Linked DNA regions of Homo sapiens: region 1 is linked to region 2. Evidence: read pairs that join two places in POLR2A ChIA-PET (ENCODE). Cell type or tissue: B cell. All regions are shown on one strand.

The links. Peaks named below come from ENCODE experiments on the same cell type or tissue, not always from the same donor. Only the 100,000 strongest peaks of a DNase experiment are listed, where the experiment ranks them.
Region 1: POLR2A ChIA-PET joins it to region 2 with 11 read pairs; 7 of 35 experiments call an interaction of 5 or more read pairs at or near these places.

What each region holds. Positions count from the first base shown.
Region 1 is chr9:123,187,115-123,195,114 of GRCh38, forward strand. All of the region lies in intron 2 of STRBP (spermatid perinuclear RNA binding protein), which reads right to left. Among named protein-coding and RNA genes, the nearest start is that of MIR600HG, 76 kb to the left of the region's middle. In B cell, no CTCF peak of the experiment used is centred here; DNase peaks (open chromatin) are centred at 227 and 7,135; H3K27ac peaks cover 3,308 bases.
Region 2 is chr9:123,335,881-123,343,880 of GRCh38, forward strand. It overlaps LOC124902266 (a long non-coding RNA gene), which reads right to left and starts at 4,170. Exons shown (of 2, transcript XR_007061760.1): 1 at 3,927-4,170; 2 at 1,521-3,251. RefSeq lists enhancers at 2,185-2,344, 3,205-4,214, 7,812-7,871. In B cell, no CTCF peak of the experiment used is centred here; DNase peaks (open chromatin) are centred at 2,291, 3,551, 4,641, 7,691 and 1 weaker place; H3K4me3 peaks cover 2,685 bases; H3K27ac peaks cover 7,545 bases.

The DNA.
Region 1 (8,000 bases), 150 kb before region 2:
ACATAAGGAAACTAAAGCATAAACAGATAACACAACCTAAGTAAGACCATAAAGTAAACAGTAGAGCCAAGATTCATATCTAGACAATCCTCTTTAATACTGTTTTGGCTCTAAAGGACTTACATTTCCTATAGAGGACAAACTTCAGCTATTTAAAAAAAAAAAAAAAAAGTCTATGTGACCATAGAACACACAGGCTTTGGAGTCAAGTACCAGCTTTGTCACTTCCCTTATCTGAGCCAGAGTTTTCTCACCCATGAAATGGGCTGACTAGTATCTACTCCAAACTAAATGGACAGGTTATATAAAAATACCTAATAATATCTTACAAATAGTATACACCCAATAAATGGTTTCGGGAAAAAAACACACCTCAAATTTCCTAATGTCAAATAGAAACATTTTGTTTATACATCAGATGTATGTAAATTTCTCTGAAAAACTAAGCCTAGAAAAATATTAACTATGCACTCCTTAGAACAGCTTACGCAGAAGGTGGCATTATATATAAAGGAATGTGTGTCACTTTTTAATTGAGCACTTTTTTCAATTAATGGACATTATTTTCTAGAGCAGCTTTAGGTTTATAGAAAAGTTGAGTGGAAAGTGGAAAGAACTCCCATATACCTCTTCTCCCCACCACCCACCACACACCACCCACCACCCACCACACATAGTTTCTCCTATTCTTGACATATTACCTTAGTGTGGTACATTTGTTACCACTGATAAACCAATGTTGATACATTATTATTAACTAAAGTTCATAGTTTACATTAGGGTTCACTCTTTGCATTGTACATTCTATGGATTTTTACAAATGACATGCATTCACCATTACAGTATCATACAAAATAGTTTTAGTTTAACACCCCTGAAAATCCCCTATGCTCCACCTATTTGACCTTCCCACCTTCCCCACCCCCAAGCCCTTAGTAACCACTAAGTTTTTTCAGTCTATAATTTTGCCTTTTCAAGAATGTCATATAGTTGGAATAATATATCATATGTAGCCTTTTGAGACTAGCTTCTTTCACTTAGCAATATGCATTTAAGGTTTCTCCATCTTTTCATGGATTGATAGCTCATTTCTTTTTATTGCTGAATAATATTCTGTTGTATGGATATACCACAATTTATCCATTCAACTACTGAAGGACATCTTGATTGATTCCAAATTTTGGCAATTATGAATAAATTCCCAAAAACTTATTTTCAAAGTTTTTGGGTAAATCTCAAGACTAGGCCAGGTGCGGTGGCTCACGTCTGTTAATCCCAGCAGTCTGGGAGCCCGAGGCAGGCGGATCACAAGGTCAGAAGATCGAGACCATCCTGGCTAACACGGTGAAACCTTGTCTCCACTAAAAAATACAAAAAATTGGCCAGGCATGGTGGTGGGCGCCTGTAGTCCCAGCTACTCGGGAGGCTGAGGCAGGAGAATGGCGTGAACCCAGGAGGCGAAGCTTGCAGTGAGCTGAGATCATGCAACTGCACTCCAGCCTGAGTGACAGAGTGAGACTCCATCTCAAAAATAAAAATAAAAATCTCAAAACCAACAAACAACTATGCTATCTATATTCAAACTATGAAACTTAAATATTTAGGGATTTTTTTTCCTGAAATGCAATAGAGAGAATATAAAAATACTTTCTTTAAAAATCCCAAGTAATGTTTTGCAAACAGTTTGTTATGGAATCCAGTAAATTTACTCTCAAAACAGTAACTGACTAGGAAACCTTCAATTTTGTTAATACTAATATAAGCCACCTAAAACAAGCTATGTAAAAATAAACAGGCTTTATTTCATTATGAAAGAACCACCGCACATCTACAATATTAAATATGGGCAAGAAAAAATTAGAAAAAGACACCTCACTGCCTCTCCCAGAAGATCACATTAAGATAAACTATGTGAGATTCAATAGCAAAGACTTGGAACCAACCTGAATGTCCAACAATGATAGACTGGATTAAGAAAATGTGGCACATATACACCATGGAATACTATGCAGCCATAAAAAATGATGAGCTCATGTCCTTTGCAGGGACATGGATGAAGCTGGAAACCATCATTCTCAGCAAACTATCGCAAGGACAGAAAACCAAACACCGCATGTTCTCACTCATAGGTGGGAATTGAACAATGAGAACACATGGACACAGGAAGGGGAACATCACATACCAGGGCCTGTTGTGGGGTGGGGGGAGGGTGGGGAGGGATAACATTAGGAGATATACCTAATGTTAAATGACAAGTTAATGGGTGCAGCACACCAACATGGCACATGTATACATATGTAACTAACCTGCACGTTGTGCACATGTACCCTAAAACTTGAAGTATAATAATAATAAAAAAAAAGAAAATGTGGCACGTATACACCATGGAATACTATGCAGCCATAAAAAAGGATAAGTTCATGTCCTTTGTAGGAATATGGATGAAGCTGGAAACCATCATTCTCAGTAAACTATCACAAGGACAGAAAACCAAACACTGCATGTCCTCACTCATAGGTGGGAATTGAACAATGAGAACTCTTGGACATAGGGCAGGGAACATCACACACCCAGGGCCTGTCGTGGGGTGGGGGGCTGGGGGAGGGATAGCATTAGGAGAAATACCTAATGTAAATGATGAGTTGATGGGTGCAGCAAACCAACATGACACATGTATACCTATGTATCAAACCTGCACGTTGTGCACATGTACCAGAGAACTTAAAGTATAATAAAAATAAATAAAAATTTAAAAAAAGAAAAAAAGATAAATTATGTGAGATTTACAAGTAAATATATATTTATTAATTGCCTATTAATTTGTATGTATATGCTTGGTAGCATGGAGAATACAAAGATGAATCAACTCAGAACACACTAAGGGGCCAGGTGCGGTGGCTCACACCTGTAATCCCAGCACTTTGGGAGGCAGAGATGGGTGGATCACTTGAGGTCAGGAGTTCAAGGCCAGCCTGGCCAACATGGTGAAATCTTGTCTCTACTAAAAATACAAAAATCAGCCAAACGTGGTGGCACATGCCTGTAATCTCAGCCACTCGGGAGACTGAGGCAGAAGAATCACTTGAACCCAGGAGGCAGAAGTTGCAGTGAGCCAAGATCGTGCCACTGCACTCCACCCTGGGCAACGGAGTGAGACTCCATCTCAGAAAGAAAAAAAAAAAAAAAGAACACACTAAGGAAAGTAAGAGCAAATACATATAAATCCAATACTCTCCCCAAATCCCTTCAAATAAATTCAACTTTCTCTACATGGTGGCATTATTTCTATGCAATAGTAATGTGAAAAGAACACTGAATTTCAATATTTTCTTCTGGAAGCTTCTTTTTCATGTAAAAAAAAAAGGCACGTGCAAGAAGGTTAAACCTATCAATTACTTATCAATAGCTAATATAAAATCCTCACCTAGTTCCAAATTCCGGCTATTCCTCCTTACCCAAAAACACCTATAACGATGGAAAAGCTCTATTCTACCATATCACTTGAAGGCTTGCAATAATGGGCAGAGGCCGAAAGGTCTTTTCTCAATTAACGGTATGTACAAAGAAGATGCGACGGCTATAATCTGAACCTAAAATATACTGAATGAGCCAGCTAAGTCGAACCAGAATGAGATTCCTGAATATTTACTGTCAGTGAGCAAAATGGAAAAGCTCTTATTGAATAACCAATCAAAAGAGTGGATAACAGAAAAACACATCCCTTTGCTAAAAGAGGCAGTTATTAGCCCTTCCCAATCACTGGTGCCTTATGTGACAAAACAACATTCAGCCAGACAGATGACTCACTTGTTGAAAGAACCAAAAATTCAATGCATTTCAACAAGTATTTACCGAACACCTGTAATATCCCAGGCACTGTCCTAGGCACTTTGGCTACCAACAGTGAACAAAACAGACAAAAATCCTTGCCCTTGTGGTTTAAGTCCAGAAGAGGGAAATAATCAAAAGACAATAAATATAAAAATAAGAAAATTTAGCAGTACGTTAGAAGGTGTGAAATGCTTGGAAAAGAGAGGAAGCAAGTTGAGGAGGCAACAGAGTAAGCACACACAGATAATACATGGAGAGGGAGTGCCATTTTAACAGATAGTCAAGGGTTCACTGCAAAGGTGGCACCTAAGCAAAGACTTGATGGGGTTAACAGCCATGCAGATGTCTATGAATTGAGCACTTCTGGCAGGGGAGTTAAAGCAGTGGTCCTAAGGAAGGGCGTGCCTGCGTTCAGTGGAAGAATAATAATGAGTCCAAAGTGGCTGCAGTGAGGTGGGGGAGAGAGGAGGGCCGAGAGGACAGAAAGGTGGGGGTGAGGGGATCAGACCATATATGGCAGAGGCTGGCAAACTTTTTCTTTAAAGTGCCAGATAGTAAATACATCAGGCTTTTCATGCCATAAGGTCTCTACTACTCAACTCTGCCTTTGTGGTGCAAATGTAGCCATACATGATATGCAAACAAATGGGTGTGGCTCTGTTCCAATAAAACTTAATTACGGACACTGAAATTTGAATTACATGTAATTTTCACATCAAAAAATATCAATTTTTGATATTTTTTAACCACTTAAAAGTATAAAAACCATTCTTAGCTCACTGGTCATATAAAAACAGGCAATGGGCCAAATTTGGTCATGGGTCAGTTTGTCAAGTCCTAATTTAGGGCCCTTCTGGTCACTTTGAAGACTGTAGCTTTTACTCTGAGATGGGGAGCCCTTAGAAGGTTTTCAGCACAGAATGACAACATCTAAGTCATATCTTTAAAAGATCACTATGGTTACTTGTTGAAAACACTGTATAAGAGTGGAAGGAAGGAGGCCACTTAAGGAGGTTTAGTGATCATATTCTGGATATATTTTGAAGGTAAAAGCCACAGCATTTCGAATAGATTGGATGTGGGGTGTGAAGGAACTGGAGGCATCAGGATTGACTTTAAGGTTATTGGCCTGAGCAACTCAGTTAAGGAAGGTGCCAGGGAGAGGAGGTTTTGGGAATAAGATCAGAAATTCAGCTTTGGACATGCTGACATTGAATTTGAGTTATTTATTAGACATCTAAGAAGGCAGCTGGATATGGACCTAGTGTTCAGCAGAGAGGTCTGGATTAGGATATAAATTTGGGAGTTTTCAGTAGTTTGGTATGTGAAGCCACAAAATGGCCAAGGGAGTGGGTGTACCAATGAATACAAAAAAAGCAAAAGGAGAAGAACAACTATACTCAAAGAAGGAATAACCTGAGAGATGGCAGGAAAATGAGACTGTGCTATTTGGAAAGTCAACAAAAGAAAAATTACAAAGGAGGCAAGATGTCTAAATTAAACTCAAACAAAGGGCTGGGTGCAGTGACACAGGCCTATAGTCCGTCGGGAGGCTGAAGTAGGAGGATCATTTGAGCTCAGGGGAGGGTCATTTGAGCTCAGAAGTTCATGCCTAGCCTAGCCAACATACAGAGACCCCCATCTCAATTTTTAAAAAGGGAAAGGGGGATAGTGCATAGGAACAGGAATCTTGTTTTAATCCTTGTTTTACTACTACAGATATCTAATAATTCAAGGATACTTACATATTTGGAAGTCTTGTATACCACTGTGTAAAGTTGTTTTACTATGTTTTACCATTTACGGGGATTTATCCTCTCCTATACTATTCCCATTTCAGCCCATCATTGAGGAAAATTTTACCTTGAGAACATCAGACTCCTCTTCAAAACCTTCAATAACCACTAATTACCTAAGCAACTGGCACTAAACTCAAATATTCAGTGGCATCCAAGGTCCTATCGTCATTCTTGTCATTTCTCTCACCACCACAGCTCCAGTCAACACGGGAATAATGACTCTATGCCAGAACACCTTGCAATGTGCTACCGCTAAGCTTGAGTTAAACGATTCCCTTACCTGGACTGCAGCCACTACGCCATCATGATTTGTCATTGTTCTATTCATCAAATGCCCATCTCAAATCTACCCCTCCATGAAGCCTTACCTAATACTTCAGTTTATATAATTTCTTCCTCCTTTGAGCCATCCAGCACTTTTTCAGCTTCCTTTATATTTCTATTACTCAGTTTTAATGATATGATTTACTATTATCTCCACAGCACCTAGTACATCGCCCTGCACTCAGCAGAGGCTCAATAGAATTTGAATTCAACCCTAAATTTATCCTTCCTTAGAGTGCCATAACCACAGAATCTAAGGAGGTTCCATCCAAAAGGTCACCATCTCTTCCCATTATTTCCATGGCAGTCATCACCACAGTGACTAACAGGGAATTTCTGACTCGTCCTCCATAAGCACAAATTCCATTACTTATTTGACTTCTCCATCTTGGATTAATCCCCCAAACCCTATCCCATTCCTTCAGGACTTTAGTGCTGTACTTAGCTCAGTGACACACTCAACTTTACTTCTGGCATAAATATTAGAATTTTAATAACCGCAGAGATGACCCTTCTAAAATTCAGGCTTCTCCAGTCCTTGTATTCCTTTCCTCCAATGTTCTCATCTTCTTTCCTATTTTAGACAAACACGCCCCACCGGGACCTACAATCGCTAATGCTACCACTTTTCACAGTCCCTCATCCTTTTCATGCCCTCATTTCTGTCCTTATCCAACCGAAATTACGTGATCCATCATTTATCATTCATACCAGCAACTGCTTCTCTTTCCTTCTCCTAGCAAAACTCTAACCCTGTTAAATCCAAGCCTCTTGGCCACACCACATCATTAACCATGTACCATTAAATATAACTAAGAAAAAAAAGTATCACATAATCATGCTAATTAGTCTTTTTCATGACCATTAGCCTCAAAAGGCCCAATAATCAATAGTTCTAAAGGGATGTGAAAATGTGAAGTCAAGTTTTTTTAGTTGTAAGAATGACTAGGTAGGTAATCCTGGCATTTGGGACCCTGGAATGCAAAATATCCTGCCGTGTCCAAGATCTGTCCCACCTAAAATGCAAGTAGGAGCCTCAATGAAAAAGTTAAATGTTCATTCACTTCCTCACTCTCCTAATGATTTTCTCACACTTCTCTTGTCTCTTCAAACATCTATACTCTTACCTCTTCATATTCAACAGGTCACCCTGCTTCCTACTTCATGCAAATTGCCAACCTTGCTGCATCATTAACCATATATTCTTCCTTCCTGTTATTATAAATGAACTGTCCCCATTCCTATCTAATGCAAATTCCTGAACTCAAACTCTACTGGATCCCACCTCCTTTTGCCTACTTGGGATGTCACTCAGTAATCATCCCCTCTTCTCTCTTTCCTCTCCTGTATCATCCATTTTACCCATTCTACTGAGTCATTTCTATCAGCATTCCCACATGTTGTAATAGCACCCATCAATAAAAATAAAAAGGGAAAAAACATTAAAAACCATCCTTGACCTCTTGCTTTGCTACAGCTACTAGCCCAATTCTCTGCTCTCATTCTAGAGCATAACTGAGTTTACACTTTGGGTTTTTATTTCCTCTCCTTCCATTCTCTCTTAAAACCATCCCAATCAGCCTCTCATCCCAATGCTCCATCAAAACAGCTCTTGTCAAGGTCCCCTAGGATTTCCATGGTATTTAATGCTGTGAATAATTCTCAGTCCTCCTCTTAGTTGACTTCTCAGCAACAGTTGACACAGTTGACTGTTCCCTACACTTTACTCCCCTTGGCTTCCATCTAAGACACCACTCTCTTAGTTCTCCTCCTACTTTATAAATTACTCCCTTGTATCCTTTTCTTCTTTATCTCCACAACCTCTAAACGCTGAAGTGCCTCAAGACTCAGCCCTCAGACTTCATCTCTTCTCTATCTTACCTTCAACATTCCCTTGGCAATGTTATCTAGGTTTGAGACTTTAAATACCATCTATATACTGAGGATCTCCCAAATTCATATGGACCTGAGTTCCAAATTCACATTCAAATAAATAATCAACACATCCACTTGGATGTTTAATAAGCATCTTAAACCTAATGCATC
Region 2 (8,000 bases):
CTGGGGCTGGTTTCTTTCTCTCCCCACTCCCCCCCGGCTTCTTGCTCATGTCTTTGAAAGGCCACTTGTCTCTGACTTGCACAGCACTCAACAGTCTAGAAAGCCCCTACAAAGAGCTCTTCGGTCCCCAAAGTGATTTATGATTTTGAAGTGCTTTTTGGATTATGAAAGGCTAACCTACAATAGCCTCCTCACTGCGGCAACATTTACAAAGTGCTTTGCAAGTCACACGGCATTTTATAGTTTGCAACATTCTTTGCAGCCAAAAGGTGCTTACCTCTCCAGAGGGGACTTCAGAGTTTGCAAACCCTGGTCACACCTCTTCCTTTATTTAAACTGCAGTACAGCTCTGTGATAAAGGCTGATAATAATATCTATCACTCATATGGCGTTCACAGTGTCCTAGATATTCTTATGAGCGCTTTACATACGTTCACACATTAATGGTTCAACAACCCCGCAAGGTTGCCACTATTATGATACCCATTTACAAATAAGGATGTTGAGGCACAGCCAGGTAAACCTTGCCCAAGATCACAGGGCTGTTAAGTAGTGGAGCTTGGATTTGAGGCATTGATGTTTGATAGGATGACGACACATTTTGTATCCATTTTTCATATGAGAAAAACAGAGGTCTAGGGCAGTAGCCAGTTCTGTCATGCCCCCCATGTGACCTCAGACTGGTCTTGGCATGTCTCTCGGTCTCTTTTATCCTTCTCTGCAGAACTGAAAGGATAAGCCCCGCCCTGCTCTCTTCTCAACTCTGAACAAATGTGAGGTGTGGGGGTGATGATGCTGGAGGGAGGAGGCCAAGCCTCAGCACCCCCACCCTGGCCTTGCTGCCTGTGCCAAGGTACCAAGCCTTGCCTCAGCTTTCCCCTCTTGGGTGTGGCTCCACTCTGTACAGAAGGCCACCTGGAGGCCTTTCCTGAGATCTCCTATCTTACAGGTGGAGGGAGAGTAGGGTGATGGGGTGGCATGGAGGAGGGAACTTCACCGAGGGCCCAACTCCCATCTTCTGGGTAAAGTCCTCTAGTGAGAGCCCAGAAAAATCACAAGAGTCCAGCCCCCCAGCCATTGACCAGCTGGAGAAACTGAGGCCCCAAAAGTGGAGGTACTTACAGTCACTCAGAGAAGTGGGTGCAGAGGTGGGGCTGGAATTCATCTCCATGCCCTTCCCATGGCCTGTGCTGGGAGTGTGGCTTCAGATCTGAGAAGGCCTTAGATCATTTGTTCATTCCTTCATTCATTTGTTCATTCATTCTTTCATTCAGCTAGTCAGTCAACAAACATTTCTTGAGTGTCCACTCTGTGTCAGATGCTAGATTTAATAATTGTGGGTATGGCTTGGTCCCTGCCCTCATGGAGTTTATAGTCTAGCACTGTGCTGCCCAGTGCAGTAGCCTCTGGCCACATGTGGCTGTTGAGCAGTTGAAATGCAGCTGTTCCAAACTGAGATGTGTTACAAGTGTGAAATACACACTGGATTTTGAAGACTTAGTATGGAAGAAAGTAAGATATCTCAATGATTATTTATTTATTATTATTTTTTTTTTTAGACAGAGTCTTGCTCTGTTGCCCAGGCTAGAGTGCAGCAGCGCAATCTTGGCTCACTGTAGACTCTGCCTCCTAAGATCAAGCAATTCTCCTGTCTTAGCCTTTTGAGTAGCTGGGACTACAGGCACACGCCACCAATCCTGGCTAATTTTTGCATTTTTAGTAGAGACAGGGTTTCACCACGTTGGTCAGGCTGGTCTTGAACTCCTGACCCTAGGTGATCCGCCTGCCTCGGCCTCTCAAAATGCTGGGATTACAGGCGTGAGCCATGGCACCCAGCCATTAATAATTTTTTTTATCTTGATTACATGTAGGAATGATATTTGGAGTATAGTGGGTTAAACAAAATATTAGATTAACTTCTTCTGCATCTTTTTACTTTCTTAAACAGTAGTTACAGGGGACGGTGGTTCATGTCTGTAATCCCAGCACTTTGGAAGGCTGAGGCAGGAGGATTGCTTGAGTCCAGGATTTTGAGACCAGCCTGAGCTATATAGGAAGACTCCACCTCTACAAGAAATAGAAAAAATTAGCTAGGTGTGGTGGCACACGACTGTAGTCCCAGCTACTCAGGAGGCTGAGGTGGGAGGATTGCTTGAGCCAGAGAGTTCGAGACTGCAGTGAGAAGTGATTGTGCCACTGTACTCTAGCCCTGCTCATTCTTCTGAGAGGAGGTGGCTTCCTCTTGCCAGTGAGGAGGTCTCTTGGGGCCCGTGTGAGCAGCCGAGTACTTGGGGGCACCAGCTCTGTGGCTGTACCACCTGGACCTGGTCTTGATTCTGCCACTCACCAGCTGTGACTCACCACCCCACAATGACCCACATGATTACAATTGTGCTATGGGTCTTTTTTTTTTTTTTTTTTTTTTGAGACAGGGTCTTGCTCTGTTACCCAGGTGGGAGTGCAGTGATGTGATCACAGCTCACTGCAGCCTCGAACTCCTGGGCTCAAGCTACCCCCTAGCCTTAAGCTCCTGAGTAGCTGGGACTACAGTTGTGCTCCACTGCGCCCGGCTAATTTTTTAAAAAATAGAGACAGGATCTCACTTTGTTGCCCAGGCTGGTTTTGAACTCCTGGGCTCGAACAGTCATCCTACCTCGGCCTCCCAAAGTGCTGGGATTACAGGCATGAGCCACTGTGCCCAGCCTGTGCTGAGTTTTGCAGGGAGAGCACTCGAGCAGGTTAATGGCAGCGTCCGGCCAGTGGAGGAGGTGGCATTTGAGTGGAGGCCCCCAGGGTAAGGAGAAGCAACTAGAGGGGAACAGCATGCTGGACCAAGGGAACAGCAGGGATGGAGATCGGCCCTGTTGAGGCCCTGAGAGAAGCAGGTCAGCTTGGCCGAGGCTCAGAGATCTGGCCAGGAGGGGGGCCCTGGTGGTGGACAGAGGCCAGATCACAGGACCTCAAGGGCCACACTGAGGAGATTGTTCTTTATCTGGAGGGCAGCTGGGAGCCATGGAAGGTGTGTAAGCATAGGAGTGCCTGGAAGCCTCAAGCGCTCTCTGGCCTTGTATAAGGATTGAGAGAGGCAGAGTCTGAAGCTGGCTTTCTCTTCCTCCAGAGAGGTGGCCCATGGCAGGGCTTGAATTCTCGCCAGGTGGAGCTTGCTGGAACTCCAGCTTCACTGCTCTCTCGCCGTGTGGCTGTGTGACCTCAGCCAGATGACCTGCCTCTCTGTGCTTCGGTTTCCTTATCTGTAAAACAGGAATAACGGTGGTGAGTCACTCGAGGGTTCTGCGAAGACTTGGTGACGTAACGCTTGCGAAGTGCTTGGCACAGAGTAGGTCCACGAATAGTTGTCCCTTTTCCTTTTCCCTTCCTGAGTCCCCCCACCCCACCTGTCAAACACCATGCCCCCGCTCCTCAGGCGGCAGGAAGCAGGATCGGAGGAGCGTTTCTGCACCCGTCAGAGTATTTATAGCTGTGTGCTGTCAGCCCGATGTTGTTTTTCGGTTGCATATATATTTTTACATTTTCCACCGTCACACATGGTTTCTCAGTGCGGTTGAGAAGCAGCGGGGGTGGAGGGTGGTGGATGCAGAGAGTGGAGAGTGTAGGAGGCGGAGCCGGATGGCCCAGGACAGCACCGAGGGACGGCCTCGGTCACTTCTGTCTCAGCTCAGAAGCCATCGATGGTTCCCTATTACCCTCTGCCCGCAGCCCGGGCTCCTTCGCCATGGGTCCAGGCCCTCCCGAGAAGGATTACATGTAGGAATGATACTGCGCACCGCAGCTGCGTTTCTCACCACTGGCTCTCTCCACTCCCCGCGTCTGAGCCACTTTCTTCCCCGAGTGCATAACCAGGGGAAAGCGAACCGGACGTAGCTCTGCTACTCACCAGCTGCGTGACCTCAAGCAAGTTTCTTTACCTTTCTGAGCCAACGTTTCCTTTCCTGTGAGACAGGAGCACTAACTCCAGTGTCCTGGAGCTGCCGTGAGGATTGAGTGTACAGGCGCCTGCCCACGAATCCATGGTAGCCATTGTTAGGCGCGCTTCAGTCGCGTGTCTCCAGGCCTTTGCACAGGCCGTTCCCTCTGCCAGGAATCCCCAGGCCACCTCTTCAGGGAGTCCTCCGGGCCTACTGCTCCCCCGCACCTCAGCCCATCCACTCTGGGAGGGGACTAGGAGAGTTCTTTGTAACGAAATTCTTTCTCCTCTAAAAATAGATGTCACACTCCTTGCTTATAAAAATAATCCGTACCCTCCCAGTACCAAGCCTTCCCGTGTTCCTGCTCTATCCTCACACACTTCCCCGGGAAGTGGGTACCATGTCTCCATTCTTCAGGTGTGGGAAGTGGATTCGGGAAGGGAAGTGACTCATCCCAGCTCTACTCAAACTCAGACTTCAGACTCAAGGCCCCGTGGTTCTTGCTACGCGCAGCCTGACATGGCCTCCCTCCCCTACACAAGGCAGAGTTGTCTTCAGAATCTGTCACGTGGGTGATCATGCGACCCCACGGGGTGTTCTGAGGAAGCAGAGGGGCCCTGAACTAGATGCCATGGCTTGGTGCCCAGGACACACTCCCTTTCCTCGCAGGTCACTGCCTCCAGTCTCAGAGCCCACCCAGGCTCCTCTCTGCTCTCTGACCTCCTTCTCACAACTTGGGAGCCCAGGGCCCCCCACTCCCTGCCTGCCAAAGGCCAGGCCCTCAGAGCTGGCTGTGTACCCCTAGCCTTGGCGTCTGAAGTGGGTGGAGCTGGCCGTAGAGGGCACTGTTGCTAGGCAACAGTCTGGCAAAGAGTATCAGGCGCCCTGAGAGGAAATGAAAAGGGGCCTTTCCTTGGGGGCTGGAGGGGAACAAGGTGGGGATGGAAAGAAGAAGGGCCTCCACCTCTTCTCCATGCTGCCAAGACCTATACCTCATCTTCACCCTCTCCATCCCCACTTCAACCTCTCACTTATTATTTTTTGAGATGGAGTTTCATTCTTGTTGCCCAGGCTGGAGTGCAGTGGTGCAATCTCGGCTCACTGCAACCTCCGCCTCCTAGGTTCAAGCAATTCTCCTGCCTCAGCCTCCCAAGTAGCTGAGATTACAGGCACCACGCCTGGCTAATTTTTTGGTATGTGGTAGAGACAGGGTTTCACCATGTTGGTCAGGCTGGTCTTGAACTCCTGACCTCAGGTGATCCACCCGTCTTGGCCTCCCAAAGTGCTGGGATTACAGGCGTGAGCCACTTTGCCCGGCCTCAACCCCTCACTTATTTACTCATCTCTACTCTCATTCATTCATTCATCATTACACTCACTCGTTAATTAGCTTGTTAATTTATTTACTTGCTGTCTGGTGAATCACGGCTTCACTACTTGCTGCGACTTCGTTACCCCATCTGTGAAATGGGAATAATGACTGTATAGATTTCATAGGGTTGTGTTTACACCGCCCATGGTGAGCACATTATAAATGTTTGTTCTTATGATGATGAGTTATTCACAATACTTCCTAAGCACCAGATCTGTGCCTAGCGTCACGCGGGGCTCTGCGGTGACGGAGGTAAATGAGCTCTCAGCTCAGTGGGAGAGACAGATAAGACCACAGGTGGAGCTGGCATGGGCCTTGCCCATCACCTCCAGATTTCCTCCGATTGTTTTGTGGGCACATAGGGGAGTGTTAAGGGCAGGGGCTGTGGAGCCCTGCACCATGGAATTGTAGGCTGACCCTTTACTTACTAATGCTGCACTCTTGGGTGACAGATTTAACCCCTCTGACCTTGGTTTTCCATCTGCAAAGTGGGACCTGGCAGTAAACATCTTCCTGGATCTAGAGAGGATGCAATGAGATCATGTGTGACCCTTTCTGGGCACTGGGTCAGCTTGCAACAGGGCAGCAATTATTGTTATTGGTGCACGGTGGGAACCGGGTCTCCCCAGGGTGCCGTGAAGTCTCTGAGGGCCGGGACCCAGTTTCTCCTCCTTTTTCTCTCTTTGCTCCACCTTTCTGGGTCTGCCTACTGTTTTCCACCTCCAGCCGTATGCTCATGCCGTTCCCTCTTCCTGAAATAATCTTTCTCGTTATTTCTCCTAAAGCTCTAATATAGTTCTTGGAGGCTTCAGGCCCCAGCTGGGACGTCTCACAAAGTGAATCTGGGGTAGATTTTCAATAAACTCCTCACTTATATCCTGCTGCAGCCAAGCCCCCAGGACCCCATCTCCTTGGAGGAGCCAAGTAGGGTGGCTGCAGCCTCTGCAAGTGAGCTGACTCCTTTGGGGCATAATTCACACTTTCTCTTAGCCTCTGTCCCCCGAGGCCAAGCCTACATGGTCCATCTCTGCAGATTTTCTGCCCACGAGTTCCCTGGAATCCAGAGAACACTCCCAAGAGAGACAGTCCTTGTCACACCACTCATGATCTCCCAGGCTGCTTCTCCCCAGTGCTTAGCACATGGAGATGCATTCATTTCTTGTGAGCACGTTTATTGACTGTGTGGCTCCCCTGCCAGCCTGAACACTCCGCAAGGTCAGGCTCTGCCTCTGGTTCCCCACTCAGTCCCCAGCACCCAGCCCAGACCTGGTGCATAGAAGATGCTTGTCACAGAGATGCTGTGTGGGTGGATGGACAGATGCATGAAGAATCCGTGGTGTGGAGCACACGGGGAAGTGGCCTTTGTTCTTCCATATAGAACGGCAGAGGCTGGAAGACCAAGGATCAGAAATTCCAGAGGTGAGTTTCAGCTCTGTGAGCCCAGACAAGTGGGATCCCCTTTTGGGGGACTCGGTTTCCTTACCTGTGCCATGTCTGCATAATAGTGCCTACCTTATGGAGATGACTCTGAGCATCCAATGATAGGAACTGGGACACCCAGAAGGGAATGATGGCCTGCCAGAATTTGGGGCTGGATCAGTTGCACAGATTCATGTGCCACTCACTACCCTTCCCTGACACCCCTGCTGCCCTGGGCAAGACTTAGGAACTTGGTGACTAGCTAGTTCAGGTGACAGAGGGGCCTGGATGCTCCTTATGAGTCTCCCTTTGGGAGATGAGCCCCTGATTGAGCCTAGATCCTATAGAAATACAGTGTGGGCCAGAGGCCAAGTCATGCATGTCTCTGAGCCTTGGCCACTTTGTCTATAAAAGGCACCATAATATAGGATGAGTGTGGTGGCTTATGCCTGTAATCCTAGCACTCTGGGAGGCCAAGGTGGGAGGATCGCTTGAGCCCAGGAGTTTGAGAACAGCCTGGGCCACAGAGGGAGACTGTGTCTCTACAAAAAATAATAAAACTGATGATGTGTGGTGGCACATGCCTGTGGTCCCAGATACTTGGGAGGCTGAGGCAGGAGGGTCGCTTGAGCCTGGGAGTTAGAAGTTGCAGTGAGCTGTGATTGCACCACTGCACTCCAGCCTGGGTGACAGAGCAAGACCCTGTCTCAAAATAAATACAATATAACACAATAATAAAGCACTGAAATAAAATGAAATGGGTGATAATAGAACTCTACGGGTTGTCCCGAGGAAGCAGAGGGACCTGGAAGTAGATCCCATGGCTTGGTGCCCACAGCTATTAGGATTTTTCTTGTCAGTCGTGGTAGATTTTGGTTCTTCCATAAAGAGGAACCCATTTAGGTGTTTTTTAGAAATACCTCTCTGAATTGAGATTCCGTGACTCTGACTTCCTGGCTGACCGGGTGAGTCTGGCTCAGTTCTCAGTGTAAGCCACACCCCAGTCTTCTACCTCCCACGCAGCCTCTCTTCATTTTGTCTCAAATGGCCCTCTGCTTTCCATGGGAGGCCTGGGCTCAGTCTGGGACTAGGATCTGAGCTTAGACTGGGGTGGAAACTAGGCTCCGTCTGTAAGCAGTATTGAGGTTCAGTCTGCCTGGGAACGATGAGTCTGCGGATGACCTGGGTTGGGTCTCATTCAATGCCAGGATTGTCTGTGACAAGTATTTCAGCCTGCGTTCCTGGAAACAGATTCTGGACTGCACGTGTGTTTCTTGGGGCAT